2 separate regions of the Mus musculus genome follow, and region 2 is linked to region 1. The links are chromatin loops, found by intact Hi-C in ENCODE. Cell type or tissue: left cerebral cortex. All regions are shown on one strand. Links, peaks and the distances in the headings refer to the core of each region. The heading gives the core; the rest is flanking DNA.

Region 1 (15,992 bases), core at 6,770-9,269:
GTGTCAACTTGGCGCAAGCTAGAGTCATCTAAAAGGAGGCAAGTTCACTTGAGAGAATGCCTCCATAGGATCCATCTGTAGAGTATTTTCTTAATTAGTGACTGATTAGGGAGGGTCCAGCCCACGGGGCATGGTGCCACCTCTGAGCTGGTGATCCTGGGTTCTATAAGAAAGCAAGCTGAGCAAACCATGGGGAGCAAGCCAGTGCGCAGCATGGGCCTGTGTGTCAGCTCCTGCCTCCAGCATCCTGCCCTGCTTGGCTCTCTGTCCAGACTTTCTTCAGTGATGGACTACAAAGTGGAAGCATAAGCCAAATAGACCCTTTCTTCCCCAGGTTGCTTTAGTGGTGGTATTTTATCACAGCTATAGAACCCCTAAGACAGAGGTGTTTTCAGACTGGACTAATTGCAGTGGGAAGAACAAGCTTAAGTGTAAGCCACACAACCCCATGGGCTGGATGGAATTCCAACAGAGTACAAAGGAGAAGCAAGCTGAGCACCAGTGTTTATCACTGATCAGTCCTGACTGTGGACACTATCCGACCAACTGCCTTGCACATTTGCTGTCCTGACATCACACGATGGACTGCACCTTCAAGCTGTAAGCCACAACAGACCCTTCCTCCCTTAAGATGTTCTTGTCAGATGTTCAATCATACCGTGAGGAAAAGTGACAAGAGTCCAGTGCCTACTTACAGAGCTCTATTTCAATAGCATTTCGTTTTGGCCCAATAAGTCAGGACAACTGTTTTTACAAAGATGTTTTTATCTACTGGAAAGATTTGCCCTAAGTTCCATCAGTTACCATAGCCTCGTTGGGGTGGTCATGTCTGTTCTATGCAGTCCTACTTGGACATTCTAAAACAGTGACCTGTAAAGCTAGCCACAGTAACAATACTTTTAAAAGCATTTTTATTTATTCTTTGAAAAGTTCAATCTTTAAAAAAGGGGGGGGGGATGGCTCAGCGGTTAAGAACACTGACTGCTCTTCTAAAGGTCCCGAGTTCAAATCCCAGCAACCACATGGTGGCTCACAACCATCCGTAACGAGATCTGATGCCCTCTTCTGGTGTGTCTGAAGACAGCTACAGTGTACTTACATATAATAAATAAATAAATCTTTAAAAAAAAGAAAAAAGAAAAATTCATACATTTTCTATAATGTATCTTGAATATATTCTCCTACCCCCATCTCCCCAGGGTCCTTCCCCCCTCTCACCCCCTACTCAGGATTCTCCCATCATACCCCCTTCCTAACTTCATGTTCTTCTTTTAAATTACTTGTGTTTTGTTTTTTAAAGCCACTAAGTCTAACTAGTGCTGCCCATATGTACCTGGGTGTGGGGTCATGTACTCACTGGGTCGTGAGTAACTGACATACCCCTCAAAGAAAAGAGACTCTGCTCTAGCTCAGCACCCCTCAGCTCCTCAGCTAGAGGTGGGGCCTCTGGAGCTCCTCCCTCCCTCCCTCCCTCCCTCCCTCCCTCCCTGGAATGTTTAACTGGTTTGATCCTGTGCAGATTCTGTGACTTTCAGCTGCTGTGTGTTCCCCTGTGTAACAGCCACGCCCTGTCCAGCGTTCAGCAACTCACATCCTCCTCCCCATCCTCTGACTCTTCCATTCTTTCTGTCCCAAATGTTCCCAGAACCTGGGGTCTGGTGCCGGAATGGCTATAGACGTCTTATCTACTGAAGAGCAATCACAGTAACTGTTCACAGTACTTTGAACAGCAGTCAAGTTTCTTGGCCACTATTGAATTCTCTGTGTCCTGTAACCAAGGCATGCAGTGGCTTCAGCAAAAAGGTCTCAGTTATTGTGGGCTGTCAAGAGGAATGATAATAGCGGGTACTGTTTTAGATGCTTCAGGACTCTCCCTGACCAGTAACTGACTGGAAGGAAGGGAGTAACAACCTTGACATGAAGTAAAGGTGGAATAATGAAGAGGAGAAAAGAAAACGCATCAATATCTACACAACAAACAAGGAAGAGCCTTTACGTACTTGTTATAACCCTGTGTTGTTATGTCTGCTACACCGTCAATGGAGTCTCAGCTAGACATTCTTAGTGGGACTAATGGAAATGCTTCACTCCCAAAGAGTCTAAACATTAGTAACCATTTTCTATTTATTCTTCGTTTGCCTTAATGTTTAGTGCAGATTCTGATAGGACCCAAAAGCCTCTCCCAGAGTGTCCTGGGTTGCAGACGTTGGCCTCCCTGCCTCCACTGGCACAGCAACCACTCAATTTACCCTTAGTAACATGGAGCAATTTACCAGCAAAAAATGATGAGCCCTTCTTTGTTTGCTGGGTTAATAGAACAAAGAGCTCAGTGTGGCCTGTGGGAATTTCATCTTCTGATTCAGTGGAGCCATTGTTGTGACCTCTGGTGGAAGAATTCAAGTAAAGGACAGTGATTGGAGTCACAGGATGAGAAACACAAGTTTGTGGGCCGGAATTAACTGTAATGGTGGGGAAGTCTGTTCCCATTTTGGCCCCCTTTGTCAGTGTAGTACATTCTGGCTGTAGAAGAAAGAGTACTCCATGTTTCTTGCTGATCCCCCAAATAGCACACATCCTAAAGGATGGGCTGTAGCCTTTCAGTCTTGTCTTCAACTAGCATTACAACTGTGAGCCTTCAGTGAGCTGTTTTATAGCCCAGTCTCCTCTGAAAGATCCTACGATACGTGACAAGACCAAGGAGCTATGGCCACGGTATAATTGTGCAGCTGAAAAAAAAAATGGGTTTCTCCTCAGCAGCAGTATTGGGTAGGACATTTATTAACTCCACAACACTCTCAATTATTTCTTGCTGAAGAACAAATCCCTCTGCCTCAAATTTGGGAGTTTGAGACAACAAATATTTATTACGTCACAATCTATTACTTCACAACTAGGAATCCAAGAACAAGATAGCTGGGTATTTTTGGCTAAAGGAATCTCATAAGATTGCAATCAAGATCTGGCAAAGCTGCGGTCATCTCCAGATGTGCACGGGGTTGAAGAGTCACGGCTAATCTGACTCACTGGTTCTCATCAGGCTTGGTTTTCTCGCACACTGATGAGCTAGCTGTGACAGTGCCTTGCCATGTCACCTAGACATCACCATGGCTTTTCACAGCATGGCATCTCTTCTGTAGTTACCTTCATGCTTTCTCAGTGGCCACCGTGGAGGTGATGAGGGTTATATATGGATGGGCTCAACGGCACGGACCAAGACTGGCCCCTGCAGTCCTGGCCCAGAGGCCCCTAGGCACCCTCATAACAGTGGGAAAAAATGGCAACTTCAGTTCCCTGAAAACTCAAGCTTGCCTTCCCGGACTATGTCTGTTCTTTTTATTTATTCGCTTTACATCCCACTTACTGCTCTCCTCTGGTCACCCTCTCTCAAATCCTTCCCCCCACCCCTCCCTTTCTCTGAGCGGGTGGGGGCCCCCTGGGTATCCTTCCACCCTGGCACATCAAGTCTCTGCCAGCCTAGGTGCCTCCTCCCACACTGAGGCCAGATAAGGCAACCCAGCTAGAAGAACGTATCCCACACACAGGCGACAGCTTTTGAGATAGCCCCTGCTCCAGTTATTTGGGACCCACGTGAAGACCAAGCTACATATGTGCAGGAAGGCCTAGGCTGTGTCTGTTCTAATGGGTGTTTGACACAGCATTCTTCTGATCAAGAATCTAATTTCTAAATCATGCCTATGTTAGGGAAAGGCATTCTTCTTGTCTTGAGAGAGTGTCTTCTATGTAGGCTGGCAGTAAATTCACAGTCCTCCTGCCTCAGCTTTCTGAGGGCTGAGATTATAGGCGTGTACTATTGTGGCTGGCTAAAATAGCTTTAAAAAAAAGTTAGATGTGGTTGCATCCATGTATAAACAGCTGTACTTCTGTAATTCTTGAACTTTGGAAGTGTAAATTCAAAGCAAGTTTGGGCTGTGAGATCCCGTTTCAACGAACAAACCAACACACAGACAAAATGCTAAATATGAGGGTAAGATATCAAAACATTTGTCTAATTAGGATAGTTATATAGTTAATTTTTCTGTTTTTCAAGTTACTATGAGTCTAGGGAAAGATATCAAAATAAGCTGTGAAGAAGAGGAATAAAGAAAGAGGATAAAGGAAGATATTTTATTTTTATTATTTTGTTCTTGGGACAGGGACTCATATAGCTCAGCCTGGCCTTGAGCTTGCTATGTAGCTGAGGCTGTCCTTGGTCTCTCAGTCTTCCTGCTTCTCCTTCTCCACTGCTGAATTATAGGCACATACCACCAAGCCCAGCTTGAAGAGAGGTTTTAACCTGCAGTGCTCACAGGGTTGATTCCCTGAGCAGGCAAAGAATATTGGAGCCTCTGACTACTTAACCCTGGTTTCCGTGCTGTTCCATTCTAGTACTCAGACTGAGACTTCTTCAGCCTCTCTGATGCCATCTCTCTGTGCTCTCAGTGAGTCTCAAACTTCAGTGCAATACACGTCTTTATAGATATAAAAGTCCAGTCCACTCCTCTCCCAGGACATTCTGAGTGGGGGAATCTGGGTGTGACTTGGGCATCTATAGTTTTTATTACAGTAATTTCTCACCAGTGCCTGTGTGTGTGTGTGTCTGTGTGTCTGTGTGTGTGTGTGATGCCATGTATATAAAAGGCAGACGGACTTTCAAGAGTTGGTTCTTTTCTTCCACTACGTCGATCTCACAGACTCAACTCAGGTTTTCAGGCTTGGTCCCAAGTGCCTTTACCCATCTCACCACTCCCAATCTGTTTATATTTCCACAGGACTCCCATGTGATTCTGCCTTAAGAGTTCCCTTAAAGATCACACCTTAAAGGAGCAGTAGCCTAGATTTACAGGTTGCTCCAAGGCTGGAAGACCTGACGGCGAATTCAAGTTAACATGTGGAAGAAACAGGTGCAAGTTGTTATTGTTTGTTGACTGAATCAGATTTCAGGAACACAAGGAGAAAGACAACCCCAAAATCTTTTCCTCCCCTTTGCTTAGCATTGATTCAAAAAGTAGCACGTCCCCATACTCAAGTTACCAGCTCGAGTCTGCAGAGCAGTTGTCTATGGGCATGAGAAAGGCCCCCAGCACAATGCACACTGGTATCAGGTGGCTGGCTCTTCCACAGCCATATCACAGCTGCCTCCAGAGCCAGCAGAGACAGACAGATCTGATGCTCAATGCCAGACTCGCAGCTTCTCGGGTCTCTTCTTAAGGTTAATAACCTAACCAAGGAGTTTTCACCGGGATAATATAAAAATGTACTTCATCTGGGACAGACTCGGGCACTGAACTCAGGTCACCAGGCATCGCAGCAAGCACTTCTACCTACTAGTCAACTCTCTGGCCCTGGAATAATAATTTTATTTTAGCTGCTATAGAAATCTGATTTGCTTTGAAATACTTAGTCATTGTAGATCTCAGTTCGTGCACAAACTCAATAGCTGCCCATGCACTCAGAGGACTGACTGTCACAGTAAAAGAGTGTCCAGTGATGAGAAACTGGACTGGTGTCACACTGACATGGCTCCAAATCAGGGTGTGTCAACAGTGAGGGACGTGACCTTCTTGAAGAGACTTTGAGCTGAAATAGGACATGGCGTCTCACTTCCCTCCTGAAGCATCTCAGGTTTCCCCATTCTCTGTCAATGGCAGAAAAAAAAAAAGAGTTTCTATCAAAGTCTAGGAGCCTTTTTGTCCTTTCTCTTACTTTTCTGGAAGTCTCCCACCCCAGCTTCGAGGTGTATTGTTCAGGTTGATGTAGACAACTGACCTTTCTTGCATAGCTCTGAGAGTCAAACACTCGAGGTTTTTTTTTTTTTTCCCTCAAGTAGACCAGACTATTTGAGAGGTTTTACATAATTATTCAGACTGCAAGTCATACATGCTTGCCAAAGAGGACTTGGAGGTTTAAAGGGCTAACCAAGATAGTCCTCCTGCCATTCCATTGAACTCTTCTGGCACCATAAGGAGCTCACTCTGGGAATTATAGACTTTTTTGAATGATCCTTTCCTCCCCGCTGCATTCTAGGGAATTCTCTATCCCCTAGAGGACTGTCCACAGACAGCATCAAGGAGGAGGAGGAGAACGGATAAGTTAGGGAAACAATGACACAAAACATCACCACGGACCAGACCCACAGCGTCTGGGGCAGTGGCTCTGGGAGGAAAAGTCTCCACAAGCCTGAGGATGGGAGTTCGGAGCCACCACAGTCAATGAGTACCAGATGTGATGACAACAGTGCCTGGAACCCCAGTCCTGGGTGGAGAGAGGAGACAGCCAGATCCTGGGGGGCTGACCTGGTGGGCTTCAGCTCAGTCAAGGATCCTGTCTCAAAAACTAAGATAGTGAATGATGTGTGTGTGTGTGTGTTATACACACACGCGCGCACACACACACACATACACACACCATACACACATACACACACAATACACCACATACCATACACACACACACACACACACACACACACACACACACACACAGCCAATGAAAAAGCCAAGAATGAAGCACAAAAGAAGATGGAAGGGTTCTTAAGCCACACAGTAGGATGACATTTATCAAAAGGCAGAGGTTGAAGAGAGATGACAGGCCCACCAAGGAAAAACAGAAGCAGATCCACAATGCTATGGACATGGAGACCCTGAATGGCTGCAGTCCATCTCATGCAGGTAGCATCTCATGGTGCTCTTTTCTGTCTTGCTGAACTCTTCCCGACAGACTGGTCCAGACTCACCTTCCCTCAGAGGCCTGAGGACTCAATACTGTGCCATTCACGATCCACATGTACATTCTGACTGTTGATAGAGCTTTGGCCAGTTTTCCTCATTTGCCTGGTATGACTCTGTAATATATGTGTTAGTCACAAAGATCCTGGATACTTTACTTCTTCCCCTCCCCTCCCCTCCCCTCCCCTCCATCTCCTTCCCCTCCTCTCCCCTTCCCTTTATCTCCCTTCCCCTTCTCTCCCCCTACCTTCCTGTCTCCTTCTGCCCCTCTCCTCTTCCCCTCTCTTTCCTTTCCTTCCCCTGCATCTCCCTTTCCTCTTTCCCAGATTCCTCTCTCCCTCTCCCTCTCCCTCTCCCTCTCCTCTCCCCTTCCCTCCCCTCCCCTCCCCTCCTCTCCTCTCCTCTCCTCTCCTCTCCCCTCCCCTCCTCCCCTCCTCCCCTCCCCTCTTCCCCTCCCCTCTCTCCTCTCTCCTCTCTCCTCTCTCCTCTCTCCTCTCTCCTCTCTCCTCTCTCCTCTCTCTTCTCTCCTCTCTCCTCTCTCCTCCTCTCTCCTCTCCTTTCTTTGAGGCCAGGCTGTGCCTCGTGTTGTCCTGTCCATCTTAGGAAGAGTCCTACTTATCTCTTTGTACCACCATGTTCTTCTGCGCTGTGCAGTTGCTTCTGTCATTTTCTTAGCATTTCCCCTCTTTTCTCTTGCAAGTATTATTTAGTTAATTGCACCCTCATCCTCCATTCCCTCCTCATTATCAGAGCTTTTGAACTGACTGGATACCTCTACTTAGCATCTCTCTTGATTCAAATACATCTCTGACCTTTTCAACGTGGCGACCACCTTGAGAAATGTCTTATTGCCCTGCATTGAAAGAATTGATATCAAACAGCATGGTGTGCCTGGCGTGGGTTTTTTTTTTTTTTTTTTTTAAAGCTCACTTTTCTAAGTCTATGATTATTTTTTAAAAAGCTTGAGTATATTCAGGATGATTAACATGCCCTTTTGAATAGCCACGCACTGTCACAATCTCATATTCAGCTGCACATCTAATTGCACAGGTACCAAAGGAAACAGGGCTGGGATCGTCGTGTAAGCGATGTAGCTGAAGGGAGCGGAGGCCGGATGACATCATGGTGCATTGTGCAGACGAATCAATGCTCTTCAGTGAGTCACACAGACAAACTCGGGGGGAAGTGAGTCATGACTGTCCAGGTAGTGAAAACCGTCACACACAGACCAGAGCAATCAGTACTTTGTCTCATTCGAATCAAGCCGAATTTGTCCCCTAAAATTAATGTAATTGACTTTAATCTTATTTATTTTCTGGATAGTTAGAATTAACTTATGAGATTTTAAAATGCTTTCTTTAGTTAAGAACTACTCATGCACCATGGAGAGAGCTCAGTGGCCCTTGTCACTGAAGTCTGGTCGTCTGAGTACAGTCCCTGAGACTCATGTTAAGGTGGAAAGACAGAGGCAACTCTACAAAGTTGTCCTCTGACCTCCACATCCACACTGTGCAACCTGCACCTGCACATAACACACACACACACACACACACACACACACACACACACACACACACACACACACACACACACACACACACACCCCGTGGTCAGTAGGAGAACAATGAGAAGATTTATAGGCTGTGATGGTCTGTATTGGTTTCGTCAACTTGACTCACCTGGGAAGAGAGACCCTCAGCTGAAAAGTGGCCTCCATCGCATTAGCCATGAGCACATCTGGGAGGCTTTTTCCTGACTGCTGATTGATGGAGGAGGGCCCAGCCCATGGTGGGTAGGTAGTACCATCCCTAGGCAGATGGGTCTGGGCTGTGTAAGAAAGCCTAATTCGAGGTAAGGCACAAGCTAGTAAACAGCTTTCCTTTTAAGCTTGGATCTTTGCTTCCCTTGATGATGACTGTAAAATGAAATAGACCTGGGGCTGGCGAGATGGCTCAGCTGGTAAGAGCATTGACTGCTCTTCTGAACGGTCCTGAGTTCAAATCCCAGCAGCCACATAACGACTCACAACCACCCGTAATGAGATCTGATGCCCTCTTCTGGTTTGTTTGAAGTCAGCTACAGTGTACTTATATATAATAATAAATAAATCTTAAAAAAAAAAAAAAGATGAAATAGACCCTTTCCTTTCCAAATTGCTTTTGACCCTGGTGTTTATCATAGCAAGAGAAAAGCAAATTAGAATATATGAATAAGGGGTTCTATAATTATTTTTCTGTATATATTGACACAATATTGCAATAAAATAAATTATGTTTCTTCTTCCAACCAAAACGGAGGAAGAGGGATGGGGGTTGGGGGGCAGCTGAGAGAGGGTTAGTTAGTAAAGTACTTGCTGTTCAAGTGGGGGCCTGAGTGTAAGTCCCCACAGCACATGTAATAGGGATGGCAGTATGCATCGTAATCTGTGTTCCTACAGCAGATGGGAGGTGGAGACAAGGGAATTATCAAACGACAAAGCGGTCTGTCCCTACTAATTGGAATGTAGAGGCTAGCTCAAAGCTCCTCTCTCCTTCTCAAGGGTACTCACATACAACTGGGGAGAGCATGTGCACATGCACAACACACACATACACACACACACACACACACACACACACATACACACACATACACACACACACATACACACATACACACACATACACACACACACATACACACACACATACACACACATGCACATACATACATACATACACACACACACACACATGCGCGCGCGCGCGTGCGCCACATGCACAGATGGGTGGGGAGGACAGACTAGAGCTACCTTCCTTCCTGTGACAGCTTAAAGGGTGAGCCAAATATAGTATGGCAATTTCTAAGATAGTAACTATCAAGCAATGAGAGGCAGCGTTCCCTGAGATACGGAAACAAGCACAGGCTGTTCCTTGCAGCCAGGGTAAAGTTCTCAGGCCACAGCACAGAGAGGAGAAGCCAAGGTGGGCCCTGCAGTGATCCCCGAGCTGTGGATATATATGTATGCCTATGCCTATGCCTATGCCTATGCCTATGCCTATGCCTGTACCTATGCCTATGCCTATGCCTATGCCTATGCCTGTACCTATGCCTATGCCTGTACCTATGCCTATGCCTATGCCTATGCCTATGCCTATGCCTATGCCTATGCCTATGCCTATGCCTGTACCTATGCCTATGCCTATGCCTATGCCTGTGCCTGTGCCTGTGCCTGTGCCTGTGCCTATGCCTATGCCTGTACCTGTGCCTATGCCTATGCCTATGCCTATGCCTATGCCTATGCCTATGCCTATGCCTATGCCTGTACCTATACGTGTGTGTGTATCTCCACTCTTTATATATGCATAGATCCTCAATTTATATATATGTACATATAAAATGAAAATAGATTTTCCATGCGGTATATTCTGATTACAGTTTCCCTTCCCACCCCAGTTCCCACCCCATCCAGATCCACTCCCTTTTTGTCTCTCATTAGAAAACAAACAAGCTTCTATGGAATAAATAAATAAAATAAGTTATAACAAAAGCAAACAAATTTAAATGGCACAAAACAGCCAAACAAGAAAATGAGCCAAAGAGAAAGCACAAGAAATCCATACAGCCGCCAAGACGCACATCGGCACACACAGGGATCCCACAAAAATCACAAAACTAGAAGCCATAATGCATATGCAAAGGACATAGACTGTTAAAAAATGCCCGACTTAACATTATGAGACAAAGAACCTTCAAAGGTGCCACTGTCTTTGTTCTCCGTTGGCTGTCTACTCAGGGACTTGCGGCTGACCCTTAGGAGTGGTTTGCTTCCTCAGTGAGACTCACGTGGAAAAAGCATTTGCAAGTGGCCATCAATCGGAGACTGCAGAGTCTTGGTTAGGGATGCAGGTGTGTATTCTCTTCTCCTTTTAGCTCTAGGACCCCATGTGGTGCAGACCTGTGAGGCCCTGTGCACACACTGCCTGATTCCTTGCTGTTCTCCATCCCCTCAAGCTCTCACACTCTGCCTCCTCTTCCCCGAGGGAGGGATTTCTTAGAGTGATATATCCCTTTTGGGGCTGTTCAAGGTTTCTTACTCCACATATTTTCTGGCTGTGGATTTCTGTATTTGCCCCCTATCTCTTGCTGGAGGAAACTTCTTTGATGATGGCTGAGCAAGGTATGGATCTATGAGCATAGCAAAATGTTGTTAGGAGTCACTTTAGGGCTACCTTCCTTTAGCAGAACAGTAGTGCTCCATTTTTCCCTTGGGCCCTTGGGCCTATCCAGTCTTAGGTTCTTGACCACCGGATCAGCATTAGGTTTGCATTCCATCTCATGGAGTGGGTCTTCACTCAAATCAGATATTTGTTGGTTACTCCCACAAGTCTGAGCCCCTATTACACCAGTGCATCTTATAGGCTACTCACTGTTGGGAATCAGTTTGTAGCTTGGTTGGTGTTTACCTTTATCCTTTGGTGGCCTACAGAGTACCTTCCAGGGCCATGTACACTTGTCTGTAGGGGTGAACGCTCTAGGTAGGCACTGGGTCCTTTGGGGATTCCCGTGGGACCTCTTTGGCCAAGAGCTTGATTATATGTAACTCATTCCTGGTCCTGGAAGCTTTATTTGATGATGAGACATAGCCAGTTGGGCTCTGTCTCTTTGGTTATCTGGACTTTTTATTGAGAGCATCTTCATGCATGTGTTTTAGGAAGCTTCTACTGTATCAGGTTTCCATACTACCCCTCAAATGGCCCTGAGTTTTATCAGTCTTTCCTCATATTTCCTCCCTTGTCTTCCTCTCCCTCCCTATTTAACCCCCTATTCCAGCACATACAACCCTACCCATTCATAACCATCTCTTCTATTTCCCTGTCCTAGGGAGACCCATCCCTCCATCCCAGGCCCTAATGCTCTACCTAACCTCTGTAGCTGTCAAGCTGAGAATATGGATGGGATGTTGAAGAGACTTGATTGCCTCGAGCTGGCAGGACAGACTACTGGAGAGATGGGAGACAACATCTCAAGTCTGAATTCAAAGGGAGACCTGCAGAAATGTCCACTCTTGTGTACTCTGTAAAGCACTGAACTGTGTCTCAATACCTTAGGCTGGGAAAGAATCAAATGGACAGATTAGAGGAATTGCACTCACCCAGGCCTGGGAGGTGAGCCTGCCTACCACCATGCCTAACCTTTGCCAAGTTAGAAAACCCCACAAACCACCAGCAAGTGAATTAGGTGCAGAGTGCTCGCTCGGGCTAGTCATGACTCCTAACTGGGCGGTACTGAGCCACCAAGTAAAAGCTGAGACACATTGTTACAGGATGTTTGACTGTTGTACATAGAAAACCCAGTTGTTAGCAAAATATACAAACTCAGATAGATGTGGAAGCTGTCGGATGCAGTTAGGTGCATCCTGAAGAGATGCGGTTTGGGTGTGCTTCTAAAAGCTTCCATAGAAAAGAATGCTGAAGAAAATCCTGTCTATTTTAAGACAAACTGCGCCGGGCGTGGTGGCGCATGGAGGCAGAGGCAGGCGGATTTCTGAGTTCGAGGCCAGCCTGGTCTACAAAGTGAGTTCCAGGACAGCCAGGGATATTAAAAAAAAAAAAAAAAAAAAAAAAAGACAAACTCCTTTGGGGAGGTTCTTGTGGTCTTTGCTCTATGACCTGAGGCAAAGTCAACTGGACAGCCTTGAGGTTAGGGTTAGGGCTAGAATTTAGGGTTAAAGGTAGGGTTAGGGTTAGACCCTACTAATTTGGCCCCTACTAGCTTGGAGCCCACCCACCATGACAGGGCTCAGCCTGCCAAGGGTATAAGGGAGGAGCGAGAGACTTCTTTAATAGAAATTGGATCTTTCTCTCTCTCTCTCTCTCTCTCTCTCTCTCTCTCTCTCAGTGTGGAGATAAAGAGGGATTTTCTCTTTTGGCTTACAGGAACAACAGAACAGCAGCTGGCAGGACGCAGGTCAAACAATATTCTAGGAAAGAGCTAAGAAGCTCTCTCGGGTTTGGAGGAGCTCAAGGGAAAGGTAGAGGAGCACAGTAGAATGAGACAAATTGAAGGAGATTTCTAAAGAGCTAGTTGTTTAGTTGTAGAGCCAGTCTCATAAGTTGATATTTTATATATTGTTAAGAAAATAAAGTTAGCTCTCTGGGCTAGCAGGTTTTTACCTCAGTTTATGCCTCCTGTGTCTTTATTGGTATAAATATTTGTTAAATTTAAAAGTATAAATATTGTAACACTTCTAAAAAGGCAACATTATTTTTTAAGTAACATAATTATGGCCCAGAACCAATGTATTTAAAAGAATACAAAAAAATGTCCAGCCATAAAAAGGTAAAAGTCCCAACAGTGTTTGATATAAAAATAAGTGACCAGAGCCAGGGAACAGCTCAGTGGCAGAGAACAGGGTGAGCGTGTCTGAGCACCAAAGCAAGCAAACAGACAAGCAAAACGGAGCTGGAGAGGTGGCTCAGAGGTTAAGAGCACTGAGTGCTTTTCCAGAGGTCCTGAGTTCAAATCCCAGCAACCACATGGTGGCTCACAATCACCTGTAATGGGATCCAATGCTCTCTTCTGGTGTGTCTGAAGACAGCTACAGTGTACTCATATACATAAAATAAATAAATAATTATTAAAAAACAACAACAACAACAAAAAACAAGTAAAACAAGCAAGTAAGTGAACAGACAAGCATTACCAGGCAATGACGCTGGGAGCAATGACACTGGGATTAGAAAAAATTAGTATAAACTCAACTAACAACAAAGGGATTTGCAGATACTATTGAAATAGTATAACTATATTCCATATGTTCAAACTACTAAAGGAAAAATTAAATGTGTTGGTTAGAGACAAGGGACATGCATAAAGAACATGAGTAGATGTAGCTCCATAGGAGGAACAACAATATGAACTAACCAGTACCCCCCAGAGCTCCCAGGGACTAAACCACCAACCAAAGAGTACACACGGAGGGACCCATGGCTCCAGCCACATATATAGCAGAGGATGGCTTTGTGGGACATCAATGGGAGGAGAGGCCCTTGGTCCTGTGAAGGCTCGATTCCCCAGGGAATTCGAAGGCAGGGAGGCGGGAGTGGGTGGGTGGGTATGGGAGCACTCTCATAGAAGCAGGGAGATGGGTGATGGGGTAGGGGGCTTCTGGGAGGGCAGGAAACTGGGAAAGGGGATAACATTTAAAATGTAAATAAAGAAAATATCCAATAAAAAATATTTATTACGTCCAAAAAAAAAGTGAGTAGAATTTAGGAATGAGATCTGAGATACTTGAACAAGCTGGATGTGGTTGTTGTCTTGTTTTCTTGTTTGGGTCTATTGCTGTGAAAAGACACCATGACCACGACAACACTTATAAAAGAAAACTTTTTTAAAAAACTTTTTTGTGAATTTCATATCATGCACCCCAATTCCACTCATCACCCCCTCCCCTAATACCTGCTCTCCACCCTTGCAACCTTCCCCCCAACAGAGAAGAAAAAAATTGTGGAAATAGTGTGTCCCACGTTTTTTCCCCTCACATTTCTTTACTTGCAAAGACTCATTTCAATGAGTCGTTGGCTTGGTCCAAGGTCTCTGGCTTCTGCTATACTATCAACACTGGAACCTCGCTGGGACTCTTCCTGATATCCTGTTGTTGTCCCGTGGAGAGCCTGTAGTTTTGGATCGGGCTCTTTGCATAATTCCAGTTCATCTATGGGGTAGATGAAGAAGTGGGCCAACTCAAAGTCCTGGATCTGGCCTTGAGAGGTACCTGAGCTGGTCTGCCCTTGGGCTCTGCTGCACCCACATTACCAGGTTAAGCTCTCATACCTTGCCCTGGCTGGACTATCCAGTGACAAAGCCAGCAAGGGGAGGAGCCAACTCTCCCACTTTCATACCCTTGACACTAGTCCATGCCTACACCATCACGGCCAGCTCCACTGTGCTGCCCAGGTGAGATGCATGGTTCATACTCCCGAACGCTGCAGAAGGTGAGGGGCAGGTCAGCTCTCTTGCTCTCGTGACCTCAGCCGGGTCGGCTCCCCTGTCCACTGTAGGTCGCAGGGGCAAAGAGAAGAGAGGGGATCTCTCCCTTGCCTATGCCTTGGTACAGCAGACAAGAGGTAGGCCTGGTTCACCTACATTCAGACCCTTGGGGCTGGCTCACCCACCACCCCACCTTCAGGACCAGCTCTACTATAGTGCCCAGGCATGGTGCAGGGCCCACTTTGAGGGCAGCAGTAGGTAGGTGGCAGGGCCGGCTCTCCTGGTCTCATGACCTCGGGGCCAGCTCTCCTGCCTGCCGTACAAGGGGTGAGAGGTAACTTTCCCTCGTCCATGTCACCACACAGCAGACAAGTGGTGGGCCAGATTTTGCATGCTCATGACCTCAGAACAGGACATATTCGCCTGTGCCCTGCCACCAGGGTCAGCTCTATTGTGCTGCCCAGGCGAGGTTCAAGGCTGCTCTCCCAAGTGTTAGTTCTGCAGCTGGTGAGGGACAGGACTGACTTTCCTATTCTTATGACCCCAGGGCCAGGTCTCCCACTTGCCTCAGGTATTGGGGTGGGGGTGGGGTAGTGAGAAGACAGAGGAGGGAGGAAGGAGGAAGGAGGAGGGGGGAGATTTCTCTTCCTTGTCCATTCTATTGCATGGGTCAGCTCACCCGCAACTCTTGCAACCAAGGCCAGCTCTCCTGTGCTTTCTCGGTGATAAGCGGAGCCTGCTCTCCCTAGTACTGCGGCTAGCTAGGGGTGGAGTCAGCTCTCCCATGAGCCTGAGGCGTCTTTGGGTGTCTGGGGTCATCTCAGGAATGGTTTCAGGAAAGCTATGCCCCGCTCGTGCATTATGACTCTGGGCAGGGGTCATGTTGGGCACGGTCTGCCCCCACAGGGCTGCGCGCAACACGGGACTGTGGTCATCTCATGCTAGCTCCCTGCTCAGGCCCCATGGTGCCAGTTCATCTTAGGCTCACTCTTTGCCCGGGAGCCTGCGTGGCCCCATGCGGGGGTCATCTTTCTCAGGCTCATGCCCTCCTGGGACCAATGACCCTCAGAAGGGTTCTTCTAGTGTCCAGCTTTTTCCCTTGGTCCTGTCTCTGACTTGCTCCCCACCCTGGGAGACCATCAAGATCTGTGTGGTGCTAGATTAGCGGCTGTTTCGGGACATCTCCCTCGTCAGGGCCCACAGGTGCCAGAATGGTGGTCATCCCAGGCTTGGTTTTTTTCAGGGGGGTGTTAGGCTGCTAACACAGGTCAGAACACTCTCTCTGTCACTTAC
Region 2 (15,992 bases), core at 5,696-8,195, 140 kb after region 1:
TTTTTGTGCAGCACAGATCACTGGTTGGTGGGTTTAAGATCAGGATTCGTATGTAATGCCAACTTGGTTTATGGTGTGACTTGAGACTGTCTCACCTGACCACGTCCTTCATTATATCAGGAAACTGTCCTACTAACCAGTGGATGTTGACTCTTAGGTTTAGCACGTTCTGTGAGGACGTTTTGTTATGTCCTCCATCTCTGGCCTGCAGCAGGAGTCTGTGTGTGGTAGGGCAAGGCTGTGCTGGGGAGTGGCTCTGTAGAGCAGTCTGCAGTGGAGTCTGGATGCAGCTTAGCCTGTGATCCTCTCTTGTTCATACTCTGTGGGCAGGACCGTGTCCTCCCACCCCAGCACCAGGGTCAAGGAGGCCTCAGTGCAGATGTGTGGGCAAGTCCTCAACCAGCTGGAGCAATTACAGAGGTGTGCCTCCCACGGGGACTGACTATGGGAACTATTTGAAGCACGCTTCTGGAGTCGTCTTGTATTTATTTCACCACTGAAAGGCCGCAAGTTTAAGGTAGCCAAATTCCTTCCTGGCCACTGCAGCTGCTACTGGAGAGGGACCCGGAACTTCCTCATGTGCTAAGAAATCATTGCTGTATACAGATGGCGTCGACTAAGTCTGTAAGACTTGAAAGGTTTTCCTCTCCCAAACAATTATGGTTTTTCCCCCTTCCTCTTTAATTTCTGTTTGGTTTATTTCTTTCCCTGTCCTGCTTTCTTTCTCTGTGTCTTTGGGCATTTTGGTTTTTGCTATCCTGATATTGGGTCTCAATGTAGTCCCAGTGGCCTGGAACTCATAGCAGACCTCTTGTCTCAGCTTTCCAAGTGCTGGGATGATAGATAGCATCATCATCTTTTTCTTCTTCTTCTTCTTCTTCTTCTTCTTCTTCTTCTTCTTCTTCTTCTTCTTCTTCTTCTTCTTCTTCTTCTTCTTCTTCTTCTTCTTCATCTTCTCCTCCTCCTCCTCCTCCTCCTCCTCCTCCTCCTCCTCCTTCCACCTCCCTTCCTCCCTCCCTCCCTCCCTCCCTCCCTCCTCCTCTTCCTTCAACTTCTAAACTATTTGAGGTGTGGTCTCTGTAACTATTACAGTTTGATGCTCCTGTCAACATAGGAGTGTCCCAAACCAAACAGGCCCGGTTCGGTCCTGTGGCCTGCCTCTGATTGTGAAGTCAGTCATTTTCCTTCCTCATTATGTAATGTGATGGCTCTTGCAATCTCTGGTCATCTTTCTCAACCTTTCTCATAAGCCCCTTTTCTTCCCTTTGTCCTCCCTGGAACTCTGATGTTCTAGGACCTCATGATTTCTGTGAACGCGCTTTCTGTGGTTCAAGTACACTGACTTTTAAGTGACAATAACAACGTGTGTACTGCTGTCCCCAGGCCTTATGTCTTGAGGATTAAAATGACATGAGCAAGCATACTGGATTTTCACATCCTATGGCTAAGTCGGCTGTGAGATAGTGGACTCAGTAAGGTTGAGTGGGTTCAGAAACCCCGGCACCTCATACATGAGGATGCGAGGCATTTCCTCTACCCCCAACCTGATTCCTGGCCTGGAACACATGACCACAGCACCCCCCACATAAAGTAAGAGACACATAGCACAGAACAGAGTTCTCCACGCTAATGAGGAATCTAGATGGGCCCTGAGGGTTTAGCCAAAAGCATCCCTTCCCGGACATTCCTTCCTGCGAAAGGTATTTAATCTCTGGTCCACCCCGAGGAAGTGGTATGCACCTATTCTGCACGATAAACAATCAATAAACAGTTTGTAACCAGGGACTCTCTCTCTCATCAAGTCCCTCCGTAGGGGGAAACCTTTGCCGTCCAGACCCTCTGCCTAAGTCTCCTGCAGAAGGCCCCTCAGTGCTCCCAGACACTTGCCGCTTAGCTAAACTGGAGTCCCGCTCTCCTCCGCCTGGGCTCGTCATCCTCAGCACTCCGGCCCCCTCTGTTCCTGATCTGATGTCAGGGAGTTAGGGAACCCCAGCTTTGGCCTCAGCCTGTGTTATTTCTCACCCAGACTGGGGTCCCCATCTTAGGTTGCGTTCATCGGTGCTTCCTGCAAGCTCGCGGCGTAGGATAAAATGCAGCCTAGTTAGCATCCTGCATTTCGTCTGCTCATCAGAGTTCCCACACCCCAGCATCGAGACGGAACGCAGAGCCACAGTCTGCAGGTGCTCACTGGCCTAGACTGTTGAAACAATCTCTCAAATAACCCCGCCTTATCTTTCTCCCATGCCCACGGTCTGTCTTCCATACTGCCTTCTACTAACGTGCCTCTCACTTCCAGTTGTTACTAGTTGAGGGGACGCAGTCATCCCACATCGCGCACCCCCTTTCTTCCACCACACTCTCATTCAAAAGTAGAACCAAAGCCAGTCTGGAGCTTGATGGTGATCTGGCACCAAAGCATGGAAACTTGATTTTAACCCAACAGCTCAAATATTGACTATGCTTTCAGCTCATAAAGGGTCCAGCTTCATGGCATTATTTGTGTTTATGGAATAAAGCTGTCCTGTCAGTGTGAATTTATTGATTCAGAGGTTAAGGAAAATGCCAAAACATCTTTAAAATGAATTTTTGAAAAGACATTGAAGTTTTTGTCTTAGTTTTTGAAGCATTCTTTCTGCCGGCCTTCTGGCTGATGAGTATTTTGGATGGTTTACGGCAAATGTGGTGCAGTTTTTCCTTAATGAAAAAGGTCGCAGCTCTTTCCTCTTAGGCTTACTTTGGGAATGAAATGAGCTACATAGGGTACTGTTCTGCAGAGTGGGGATGTAGTTCCTGTTTGCCTTCATCATAACTGATGTTTGTCAATCCCAAATAAAAGCACTGAGAATCCCTTTTATTATTTTGTGCATAGCAACAAGTCACAGTCTTTTTTTTTTTTAAGGTTTATTTATTATTTTTTTTATGTGCATTGATGTTTTTGCCTGCATGTGTGTCTGTGTGAGGGTGTTGAATCCCCCGGAACTGGAGTTACCGAGAGTTGTGAGCTGCCATGTGGGTGCTGGGATTTGAACCCAGGTCCTCTGGAAGAGCAGCCAGTGTTCTTATCTGCTGAGTCATCTCTCCAGCCTAAAGTTATAGTTCTTGACTTGTTTCCTGGGAAATCGTGTAGAGTGATGGAAAACACATATTGCCAGCCTAGACAGCTTTTATTGATAGTCTTGCCATCAGCCCCAGGGGCTTTCTGTGTTCACTGTGGACCTATGATAACGGCAAAAGTCCAAATGTTTGTGCTTCTGTGATCAGTACACCACAGACATAAATATATTCTCTGCGAGTATAGAAACTGATACTTTCCAGTCAGATTCCATTCTAGGAACAGCAACTTGGCTGTTCAAGGGAAATCTGAAGTGGAGAATCTTAAAGTATGGTGCGTTACAGTATCTAAACACACCCATCGCAGGAATGAGACGTCTATCTTACAGTGTAGGTCACGTGCGGCTTTCTAACTGGTATCTGATGGGTAGGGAGCTTTACCTCAGCCGGGGCTAAATCAATGTTCACGTCTCATGCCTGCTTACGTGGTTTTTTTTTTTTTTTTTTTACAAAATGTGGTAGGGTTAGAAAGTACCTGAAGTTCCTGCCTGATCTGGATTCTTTGAAGTTTAATTAGGACAACAGATTTGTGTCATTTTAAATATTCTGTCATTGGCATGTTAGAATTGTAGAAATCACCGGGAAAGGGGCACAGATATAAAGTAACTTTTAGTTGCCTGATGCAATTGTCATCTCTGAGGCTTACTACCTCTGTCTGCTAACTTAGGCCTAGTCCTGGAAATTTCTAGCCTCTGGACAATCTAATCTAGAATGTTTTCAGCCTCTGAGAATTACTGTTGAATAAGCTCACCCCTTCCTAGTTCTTTCTGAATTCTGGCTAGCTGGCTCAACTCAGCAGTTCTGGCTCAAATGCCTCTTCAAGTTGACAGATTCGATTTTGCTCTTCTCTTGGCCTCTCCTGAATCGCTCCGCTTGGCCTCAAAATGACTTGGGCAATCTGTTCTAATCTTCTGGCTCCTTCTCATTCTCTGGCTCATTTTGTTTTGACCTGTGTCTAGCTTGTTCTCTTTTCAGCCAATCTCTGTAAAACCGTCCCAGTAAAGCTGCCTCCTCCTTCTGTCTGCACCTGTTCTTTCATAGCTTTCATTTCCTCTCTCTTTTCCCAAGAGTTGGGCTTATCCTCTTCTGTCAAATCTCTCTCTGATTCTCTATTGTCTGCCACACCATTAGATATCACTTTCAAACATGGGCACTTCTTAATTACAAACTAACTTTACCATCATCGTTTGGTATTAAAGGTGTGTGCTAAGGGCTGAGCCCCACCACAACTAGAAACAGATCTTTTCAGTAAATAACACAGTCTTGGGGTTTACAACATGATCAAGTATCTTGCAACATACAGATAGATCCTTGTTCTGGAACATTACCGGAGCAATCTTTTATGTATTAGGTCAGTTAAAAGCTGTGACCTTTCTTTCAAATTTAAATCTAAGCTCTCATTGTTTAACTTTAGCAACGTTTCCTAGGCTGCCAAATAGAGCCAGGTGTTCCCCAGTGTTCACCATTTTAGGTAGGAAGGTTTACCAACACAATTCTGTTGATTCTGTGAGTGAATTTATCTCACTGTCTCTATTCACATGATCGATTATAAAAGGTTACTATTTAACCAAGCAGATAACTATAATCAAAATGAACAGGTATAAATATATTCAATAAATTCATCTGTCCTCCTTAGTGGCCAAGAATACAGAAATAGTGGACACAGAAAGCCACTGTCTTCCACTATTGATCAGGGCATGCTTTTGTCTTTTGATAATTGAAGCTCATGTTTATTCTTCACTTTCTAAAGTAGATCATTCATTTAGACTTTTATTTAAACAAATTGTTTAATCCCTTAGCAATTGTTATAAAGAGATAGCTACACATCTGCTTATGCATCTCCAAGATTTATAGGGTGTTGTAGAGTGATTTTGTTTTTTATCTTTGGGTTACTATAGTGGATACACATTCAAGATGCCATATAAAGCTTTTTTAAAATACTTTTTTTTTTTTTTAACGATTGGAGAGATGTTATTATGTTTTAGGAATATAAATTGGCCAGTCAGGTTTTGGTTTTCATGGAAGTGACAGTGGATAACATAAGTGAGGTAGTGGCTCTGATTGCCTTGATGTTCTAGCGTATTTGATACATATTTATTTTGTACTTGCCAAAGAGTCCAAGCTCTAATTGGCTTAGATGCCTACCGTGGAGGCCGCCACGCCAGAGGAAGTGTTCTTTACACAGAAACGTGCTGCTTTCCTGATGTAGATGGAGACTTGGGCCAGGGGTGGAGTTGGGTGTGGGGGTGTGAATATTTTCTAATGTATTACATAGGAGCCCCCTGGTCACTGGCAAAGTCTTGGGTTTCACCAATCCATGTCCTAGTCCGGATGGGTTAGTAGCACAAGGACAGGGAAGCCACTGAGGATGGAGGAGGTGCTGGAGTGTGGGAAGGCGAGCCATTTCTTGGCCTGTAGGCCTTTGCTGATGAGCACATTGAGTTTGCTGACCAAAGGTTGACAAGTATTCATCAGTCAGCCAGCAGATACATTTTATTTGGGTTCATAGGGTTTAAAAACTTATTTAAAGATAGTCAACAGTCAAAGAAAGATTTCATTGAAAAGTCCATTTGGAAGGTCAGACCTAGTTAAGTCAGCTTCCCAGGGTCACCAGTTAGCCAGGGCTAGAAGCGCCTGCCTTTTTTTTTTTTTTTTTTTTTGCCTTTGTTTGGGCTTGGCGCCCTCTGCAGGCGACTGTGGCCGAGAGGTTTATGGTGTCTCGTCCCTCCTTCCTGCCCTTTGTCAGTCTTTAAAGCAGCATTGATTGTAGGCATAATTACTCCCAACAACAACGACAACAACAAGAAGAATAAAAGCGATTGTGTTTATTGTGACCCAGATAGTTATAGTTTTTTCACTATTTAAAGCCTCCTTGCTATGTTCATGAGAGTCCTTATATTTTCCCTTACCTCGACCTATTGTTTTTGTTTTTTGTGCTTTTTTTTTTTCCTGGAATAAAATTTCATTGCAGACTGACAAGTTTACTTTCAGACAAACAACCTTTCATACAGTCTGTATTTTTTATCATCTGAGTAGAAACTTTTCTTAAATGAGGTGATACTATAGTGTTTTTTTATATCTATTATTATATATTAGTTTCCCCTTATGTAAGTCCCATTAATCTAGTACTGACGGTGTGACACGTTATTTGTAAGGACTTCTTAAACTGTAGAAACACTATAAACTATTTTTCTTTCCTTTTTTCACAAAATTCTGCCAGCGAGTTGAAAACGGAGACTTCAACTGGATCGTTCCAGGAAAGTTTTTAGCGTTCAGTGGACCGCATCCTAAAAGCAAGATTGAGAATGGTAGGTCATTTTTTCCTGTGTCACGTAAACATCTATTGTAGTTCATTTTCATTACATTCTCCATAATGTATTTCCATATATAATTCACTTCCTTGGCTAATATCCTTTGAGGAATATTTGTTCATAATTTTCAAAATTGAACAGTATTAATTTGTGTGTTAAATGCTAAACTTCTATTATATTTTATTTTTTTAAAGCAGGTTTATTTTATTTTTAATTATGTGTATATGTGTGTGTGGGAAGGTATGTCATGGGTGGTGTGTACACAGAGCACATCCCCTACAGAGGTCACAAGAGGCCATCAGAGTCCCTGGAGCCGCAGTTGGAGGGTAGCTTGAGACAGAATTCCAGATATTCAAAGTGTTTGTTTGTCCATTTAATAAGCGCAGCGTTGTAGGCAGGTGGAGGCCTGGCTCCCCATCCCTTACTGGTTGTGGAACCTGCTGTGAGCGTCCTTCCTTCTGGAAGCATTAGTTCCCTTGTATAGCCCAATGAGGGGACAGACCCACGTCTTGGGCAGCTAGTGAGGATAGGATTAGAGACATGGATGAAGGGCCTCAAGGTGGCAGGTCCCTCAGCAGCTACACAATTGTCTTTTTATCCCAATGTTCTGGCTACCTTATTATCATACCTAGAACAGTCATTTCCCTCAGCTTTCCCCCACTTTCCCAACTTTAAAGGGAAGTCTGGGAAACGATGAATTGAAGTCTCTTAGCTCTGAAATTGTTTCCTTAGCCTGTTCTTTAGCACCTCTGGGTCCTGTGCTTCACTGATGTCATGTCTCCATCTAGTGGCAAGATTCGGTAAGGGTTGGGTGAGCGACCAATCAACCCTGGGTGGATTGATATTAAAAGACTAACCAGTCCCTCACAACATGACAGTGACATTGCCACACGTTTGGATGATTTTTCTTGGTTTTAATTAATTCAAAGTCCCCCCTCCCTCTCTCCTTCCCTCCCTCCCTCCCTCCCTCCCTCCCTCCCTCCCTCCCTCCCTCCCTCCTTCTCTCTCTCTCTCTCTCTTTCTCTCTCTCTCTCTCTTTCTTTCTTTCTTTCTAATAAAAAAGCTTGTCCTGTTCTCTTACTTGGTGTCCTGATAAATGGAATGGCGTTGATTGAGCCTTACCTGAAACAATCACCCACACAGGTGCTAGAGTGTGACTTACAGGGTGTAAACGCTGGCTAGCTATGTGTGCATGGTAAGCTATCCAGGCACTAGTTATTCTGTAACTGTGTGGTTTAGTGAGATAATCCAGATAGAGTACTTTGGCGCCTGGGGACATAGCAAGTGATCAATAAAATTAGGTATTATTACTGTCATCATCATTATATCAATGTCCTGATACCATGCTAAGTGAACGGCATCTATTGACTGTGTGGGGTAGCTCACTAATGGCAAGAGAAGGCTGGAGAACTAGAAATGGTGAAGAAACAATGTATCTGCAGGGTTTACATAGGAGAGCAGGACCATGGCCAGGGATTCCAGCCACAAGGAATTTTTATTTACTCATTAAAAAATTTATTTATTTAATCTTTTTAAATGAGCACACACAGTCTTAGATATTATTGTGCTATTTTTGAAAGAAGTGTGTTTAAGTAGAGTCTCCTCCCCATCAACCCTCCCACTGCTGGTACCCAGCCCTCCATCATCCCTCCCACTGCTGATGCCCAGCCCTCCATCATCCCTCCCACTCCATCATCCCTCCCACTGCTGATGCCCAGCCCTCCATCATCCCTCCCACTCCATCATCCCTCCCATTGCTGATGCCCAGCCCTCCATCATCCCTCCCATGGCCCGGTACCCCAGCCCTCTCTTGTTACCTCCCCTGGTGATTCTGACTTTCATGTCAGTCCCTCCTTGCTCTGCTTTTTTATCACTAGCACCTCTTTTTCACCCTCTCTTGCTTTCCTAGTTTTCTAGGCTTTATTTGTAACGACATCCATTTCCATACATACATGTATATATTACAAGCCAGGATCCACAGATGAAAGAGAACATATGGATTTTTGTCTTTCTGAGATTGGGACACCTCACTTAGTATTATACATCCCAGATTCATCCATTTTTCCCCCCTGGAAATTCCATTTTCTTTACAGCTGAGTAACATCCCATTGTGAATTGGTTCCACATTTTCATTATCCACTCTGTTCATGGACATCTAGGGTGGCTCTAAATCCTTTCTATTGTAAATAGGGCAGCAATAAATATGGATGTGTAGGTATCTTTGTGATAGGAGTCCTTTGGATATAGTGAGTGGTACGCTAAGTCCTACGGTCCATTTGTTTTTAATGTTTTGAGTAATCTCCATGAGGATTTCCACAATGGCTGTACTAGCTTGCACCCCACCTACATTGAATAAAAGTTCCACTTTCCACACGTCTCCAACAGCATCTGTCATCAGAGTTCTTGATGTTAGGCATTCAGAGGAAATTTAGTACAGGGAGTTTGCTACAGTGAGACTAAGAAGAAAGACAGCAACGAAGGATGCAGAGGGCGATGGAGAAGGTAGTGGGTTCCTTTGAGGCTGAGGGATGAAAGAAACAAAGGGGAGTTGGGAGGACGGAGGCCCGTGGAGGAAGAGCCTCTGCTGGTCCTCAGGGCTCTGAAGGGAATGCACCAGAGACTCTGCTGTCAGGGAAGACATCTGGCCGGTTCAAGGCATGCCAAGCCGAGATGGGAGCTCTGGCTGAAGTGCTGACAGACGGGAAGAAAGGTTTCCTTTGGTTGTCTTGCCATCTCTCCTACTTTGAGAGCAAACGGAAGTATGCTAGAAGGGTAGTCTGCATGGAGTAGTAGGTGGACCCAGAATTACAAAGACTGAGTTGGAAGCCTGGCTTGGAGCTGAGAGAAAATTTTTAAAAATGACAGGGTGAGCAGGGGTGCAGCCAAGAGCATAGTATGGAGACCCTCTGGTTCACTCCGGAGCACGTGATCTGGGGGGGGGGGTGTCATTCTTTCTCCAGAGCACGTGATCCCCTCGGGGTCATACTCCGGAGCACATGATCCCTCGGGGTCATTCTTTCTCCAGAGCACGTGATCCCCTCGGGGTCATACTCCGGAGCACATGATCCCTCGGGGTCATTCTTTCTCCAGAGCACGTGATCCCCTCGGGGTCATACTCCGGAGCACGTGATCCCTGTGAATGAGGTCACTTCACTTGCCTGGGCTGCCAGGAATCTGCCAGCAGCTGGCGAACCCTGAATGGGTGAATCCTGAATGAGTGATTGGTGGTAACTGGTGTGTTAGGAAATTAGTCCTCTTAACCCCTGGGCTGCAAGGCAAGGTTTTCAGTGACCCAAATTCCCGTGGTCACTTTGGATGACCGGCCAAGAGTAGATCAGTAACAAGAATGCTTGCTTGCTGGGGGACATGCCAGGACACGTGGAGATTGTCTCCCCCCACTGTCAAGAAAGGGTCTACCAAAAGTTACTCTCTTAACTTTACTTTGAAATACTAATATTTTTATTGGACATGCATATGTTTATGCTACACATATGATTGATTAAAATTATGTATATACTATGAAGCGACCGTCAAATTTAACACATGGATCCAGTCCCGCACGCTGTTTTTAACTATAGGCAACATGCTGTGCACTAGGGCCCTTGATCATATTTCTCTTGTCCAGTGGCACCCTTGGACCTCCATCCCACAGTTCCCAGCTGTTATTTTAAGGAGATGGTTTTGAGAAAGCTTACAAGGTGTGACTCGGACATTGCATATGATAATTAATCACCACCCTGCTTCACGGGGAGTGGTGTTATAGATGGAAACGCTACCTCTAGCTTCCAAAAAGCCTTCGCTGTAGCTGAAACGAATCTGTTAAAGAATACTGTTCAAGAAGGAATGTCGCCCCAAATCACCCCAGCACTGCTCTGTCCATTTGAGTACTTCGGAACTGCCTTTGTTTGGGGTCTCCAAGATTATGCTTCCTGGATTCTGGATTCTTGGCCAGTCATCCAGAGGCTGCCATTTTTATTTTTTTATTTTTGTAGGTTGTAGTCGCCTCTGGTGTTCAATTAGGTCAGCCGCTACTTTGATGGCTCCTTGTGGTTTTCTGCTGACTGTCCCTTGTTTGCCTGTAGGTTACCCTCTCCACGCTCCCGAAGCCTACTTTCCATACTTCAAAAAGAACAACGTGACCACGATCGTGAGATTGAACAAAAAGATCTACGAGGCGAAGCGCTTCACAGACGCTGGCTTCGAGCACTATGACCTGTTCTTCATAGACGGCAGCACCCCCAGCGATAACATCGTGCGGAGATTCCTGAACATCTGTGAGAACACCGAGGGGGCCATCGCGGTCCACTGCAAAGGTGTGTGTGAGCTCTCAGCGGCCACTGTGCTGGGAAAGGGCGGGCCCAGACCCACCTAATAATGAGCCAGACCTGCGGGTGATAGGATACAATGGGATGTTTTTCTTTTGTACTAGATAGTTGGAACATGAGCCCATTTTAATAATCCCTTCCCTAAAGAAAGGATTAATCGCCTTGGTGGTGGGGCCCAGCTTTCTGGACAAGTCATGGCATGCACTTGTGACTCTTCTGAGCCCAGGCGCATTGACTCTGAACACCACTAGAAGGAAGTAACGCTTCCTTCAGAATTGATCATCTTTTCTTCGTACTCTTCCATCATCTGACATTTAGTGTTTCTATATGCGCGTACGTGTGTCTGTGTGTTCACACGTGTGTATGCCAGAGTTTGACAACTCAAGTCTTCCAATTTTGTAGTTTTGAGACAGGGTCTCTCACTGAAGTAGGAGCTTGCCTTTTTGGTTACACTGACTGGCCCGTGAGTCCCAGGGGCTCTCTTCTCTCTACACTCCCCATTCACGGGCACCTGCATTATATCTGGGTCATGACAGTGTCTGGCTCTAACTGCAGGACCCCCATTCTTGCTTGGCAGGTTTACTGACTTTCCTCCTAGCTCCTCTCGATGGCTTTCGGGTCTCTCTACTCTTCCACCCTCGCGCCGCCCCTCCCCTAAGTCTTATGCCTCATAGAATAGAGGGTCTTCCCACCCATTACTCGATGTGGGTTGTCTCAGAATTAACTGGAAGACTTTGCTGTGCAAGTGAATACCTGGCTTCTGGAGTGGGCACTGGTCAGGTAGAGCAAGTGTAGGTCCCAGCTTTTAACAAATCAAAACGCAAGATTTCCAGTTAAAATTGAGCGTTACATTAAAGTCGGAAGGAGCTCAGATTCCACTGTGGGTTTTCTAGTTTGGTGATCTTCATTTCCGCGGAGACGAATCACTCCTGGGAATGAAGCCTCTAGCATGCCACTCGCAGCTCTTCACGGTGCCGCGAGGTGGCGCTGCTCACATTGGCTTTGCGTCCACAAAGGCGGTTTTTTGTTGCACGGTTATGCAAATCGGCCAGTAGGTGTTGGGGATGGTACTGTTCTTTTCATGTGCGGAGCGCTGCTGTAACTGCCTTATTCAGACAGTGTGGCTTTGGTTCTGACAGAAATTAAAATACCATTTTGTAGGCCCTTGTTTCTATGTTTAAGATCTGAGTAGGTGGAGGAACTTTGCTGAACATGTGAGCTCTGAGCAGTGATGCCAGGCTGCGTTCTTCTCCCAGCAGCCTGGGAAGACAGGGAAGCGACCGGCACATGGCCCCCGATTTAGGGATGGTTCCCGAAGCCAGGCTGCATCTACCTTTGGCGCAGCTCTTCTCTCGCCCTTCTTTGTGCGGGGAAGACCCTGGCTTGCAGGACAGTAGTCCTCTCTCTGGGTTGTTAGACTAAGGTGTTCATTTGCTCTCTTCTTTGCTTCTGGTCTCTCCTGGGGCAGAGAGCTGGCTTGTTCTGAACGTTTCTTTGGCACTCTAAGTTTGTTTTATTGTAACCCTCCCGGCGGGAACGAAAGGACTCTAAATAGAATCTTGTGCCAGCCGCGTTTGACTATCAGGCTGTTGAGATTATGAACCCCACGAAAATGGATTTTCCTCAGCATTTTCCTGATGGGAGAAGCCAGCTAGAGGGAGATCTCTCTCTCTTTCTCTCTCTCTCTTTTTCATATCACTGACAACTTGTCGGGTCACTTTGCAAGTCTTAAGAGGGGGGTCACACTCTTCACTACAACACCTTGAGTGAATCCCCCTTTCTGTTTTCTACTCTCACATATATCTTTAGTTAGACCACTGCGGATAGGTGGCTGTACTTGGCTCTGTGTGTGTGTGTGTGTGTGTGTGTGTGTGTGTGTGTGTGTGTCTCGAGGTGGGGTAGGGGGAAGGGCAATTGGGACCCAGCCTCTGACCTAACTCTGGTAACATGGTGGTGGTCCCATGCTGTTAGAGTTTGCTCACATGCAGGACAAGGCCCACCATTCCCATATGCCATGTGTCAGAACCTGGGAGCCTATGGAGTGTGATAATGAAGCTTTAGTATGGGACACGCCGATCGTCTCTTTTGAAGGAAGTTCAGTTTCCTATTTAAACAAACAAACAAACAAAAAATCAGCATTTTCCCTAGGGGATTAATTTGGCCTTTTCCTAGTCAGTATTATTATGACAAGGTTCTGTGTATATCTGTATATTTATAAGCTATATTTTGGATCAACTGACTGGGGGGGCATAGCTTTCCTTTTTTATATACTTTTTTAATACAGTATTTTTTTTATCATGTTTCCCCTCCCCCCAATTCCTTTCCTATCCTCTTTACCTACCTACTCACCCAGAGACATGTTCTCTGTCTCTCTCAAAACAAGAAAACAAAAGACAAAAATCAAAATAAACAAAAAACCAATAAGATGAAAAAAAAAAGCCCAAACAAAATAAAATAAAACAAAACAAAAGCTCCCCAGCCCACAAAGACATGGGGTTCATCTTGTGTTGGTCAACTAACTTCTGGGAGTGGGGCATGCCCTGGGATGTGGTTAATACGAATAGGGAGACTCTCTTGGGAAAAACTGTTTCCCATTGTCAGGAAATGGCTTTTTGGTTAGGGTTGGAACCCTGTGTCTGCTTCCCTGTCTCAATGCTGGGACCCTTGATGCTTGAACCTGTGCAGCTCTGGTGAGCACTGACACAGCCTCTGTGAGCTCACGTGGGCATCACTTGCTCTTGCAGTAGATGGGAATTAGCAGTGATCCACTGTGGTCAATGAGCAGAGAGTGAGCGACTTGGGAGCACTCAGTCCTAAGTGGGATGCCTTTTTATCACTCCCCAGCCTCCACCAAGGCCCAGGGATCTAAGGGCAAGTGGAGGTGGAAAGATTGTAAAAGCCAGAGGTGGCAGATGATTCCAAGGGAACAGTGTATCCCAGACAAAGCTTAAATTTAAATGTAGTGTCTCCCTCGATGGCATGTGGCGTCTAAGAAATACTGGGAAAAGACAACTCTGAGGCTAAATATTCTTGTTGATAGACAGGCTTTCTCTATATATCACCTACCTGTGAATGCTTACCTCTTAAGAATTGTATACACACACACAGACACAAGAAATGTATACACATCCCCCCCCCCCCATGGCAGAAATGTTTTTCTCCCCATATTTCCACTATCCCTTTTTTGTTTTTAAAGTGTTGAAGTGAGCTCTTAAAGAGGAGTCACATTGATGCCGGGCATCACTTACATGTGAGGTGGCTTTCTCCTTTCCCCTCCTGTTAATGAACTCGGGGTTCTTTTAAACACATCACACCTTTGGTTTAATTGCAGCTGTTTTGTTTTTAATGGCGTACTTAGCTACCTGGGCTTGCTAATTACTTTGACATCTGCCCTGATTAAGTCAGCTTAATTTTCTGGAAATTCAAGAAGCACTCAGTGTTTTAATTGAACTAAAGGAGGTGGAAGTGAGTGTCCCATCCTTTTTAAATGAACTCTCCCCGGGGAGTGGGGAGAGAAGGAAAATGCCATGTGTCAACATACAGCGGCACTTGGGGGCAAATTAGACACAGTTAATTTGTGGCAAAGGTATGAAACCCACCACAAGGCCTTGTTTGCAGTCCACATTAAAGGAACGGCTGTACATTGGGGGCATTTTCTAGCATCAATATTCATCTAAAATACAGCAACATTGTTACTCTGTGATGTGCATACTGATGCCCTATTGGGAGCCAGAAGGAGGACTGGTAGTCTAAAGCTTTTGTTATAAATAGAGCACCCTGCACCTTTGTCACGCGGTGCCAGGGAGCCCTTTAATTACGGATGCTTTAACGTTTTTTTTTTTTGTTAAAGTTTTAATAGAAACTTAGTGAAGTACTCCTATTCTGTTCCCTGTGGTAAGAGCTCCCAACGATGGAGTGCTAAGTAGGTTCTTTTTATAGACCTAAAATTATAGACTCCTTTTTAAAAGGGGGGGAAAGCAACTTCAGTTTCAGAGAAATTTGAACATTCGCAGCACCATCCCTTGGCTGTCAGGAGGATTAGGAGCCTGATTGGGGGGGGGGGGGGGAACCAGGCAGCTCCCTGCATGAGGAGTCGTCGTGGGAGTCTCTAGGAAGAAGCCCCCTCTGCTCCCCAGACAGGGACCCAAACTGGAACCCCCCGAGTCCCACTGGTTCTGGTGCCTGTTCTTAGCATGCTCAGCGGCAGCCCCTCCTGAAGTTAAGCCTTGTCAAGTATCCGGAGGGAGAGTGACTGAAGCAGTTCATAGTGAGGTGAGAGTCAGGAGGGTTAACTGCAACTGTTTCTTCATGTTAAAGAGAGGATCCACCGAAGCTTTGGGAAACTTTAGCCTCTTGTTTGTGTTGATGCTTGATCTGGGTCAGAAGGTACTTGAGGTAAATACGAGATACACACACACACACACACACACACACACACCCCTCGTCTATTAACAGTGCATGTACGCTTTGCAAACAGAAAGGTGAATGGGAAGGCCAGGCCAGGCATCTATGGGCATGAACCTGACTATCTGCCCTTTCAATGTCACATTTGATGTCCATTCTAAGCAGTATTGCTGTCAAGTGGACACACAGTTTGTGCTGAGTAAAACCCTTGTTATTTTTTTCCTGCATAAAGTCCGGATTTACGCACCATGTATAGGTTCCTGTAGCAGTGCAGTTTCATGATAGGCAATTAAAAATAAAATGTCCAGAGATGCCCCTGGGAAACAGTTATATCAAAAAGGCGGCCAGGCAGATGGCTCAGCAGGTAAAGGTGCTTGCTGCCATGCCTGCCCCCACCTGAGTTTGATTGCTGGGATCCACACGGTGAAGGAGATAACGGATGTTTGATCATCACTGCCTGACCTCTGTGTGCATACACACGTACATCCCAGATAAGCCAATGTAACTTAATAAAGTAACTGTGGAAAAAAAAAAAACCTGACGTAACGACATTCATTTTCTATATTTTTAATACTTCTTAAATTAGATTGGGTTTAAAAATTGATGAGCAAGGATGTGTATTTCACCATTAGACGTTATGACTGTTTCTCAGCTCTGAGCAAATACCGTGCATTTCCTAATTCTGGGAGAGTAGATTATCTTCATTATTTGACCAGGGAGGATGCAATAATTCAAGTCCATGGTTTTATTTATTTATTGTATTGGGGATTGAACCTAAAGCCTTATGCAGGAAAAACAAACTCTCTACCACTAAGTTACAGGCCTAGTCCTAGACTATTCA

Evidence for each region. Hi-C counts contacts between places; a loop is a spot of excess contacts. Peaks named below come from ENCODE experiments on the same cell type or tissue, not always from the same donor. Only the 100,000 strongest peaks of a DNase experiment are listed, where the experiment ranks them.
Region 2: it touches region 1 in a loop (3-fold over the local background); 9 of 42 quality-filtered maps call a loop at or near these places.

What each region holds. Positions count from the first base shown.
Region 1 is chr3:116,466,669-116,482,660 of GRCm38, reverse strand. It overlaps the pseudogene Gm26358. Among named protein-coding and RNA genes, the nearest start is that of Rtca, 34 kb to the left of the region's middle. In left cerebral cortex, for the core only: no CTCF peak of the experiment used is centred there; a DNase peak (open chromatin) is centred at 7,851.
Region 2 is chr3:116,323,222-116,339,213 of GRCm38, reverse strand. It overlaps Cdc14a (CDC14 cell division cycle 14A), which reads left to right. Exons shown (of 16, transcript NM_001080818.2): 8 at 6,332-6,419; 9 at 10,505-10,735. Among named protein-coding and RNA genes, the nearest start is that of Gm46839, 73 kb to the right of the region's middle. In left cerebral cortex, for the core only: CTCF peaks have their summits at 5,810 (motif pointing left) and 7,209 (motif pointing left); DNase peaks (open chromatin) are centred at 5,794 and 7,196.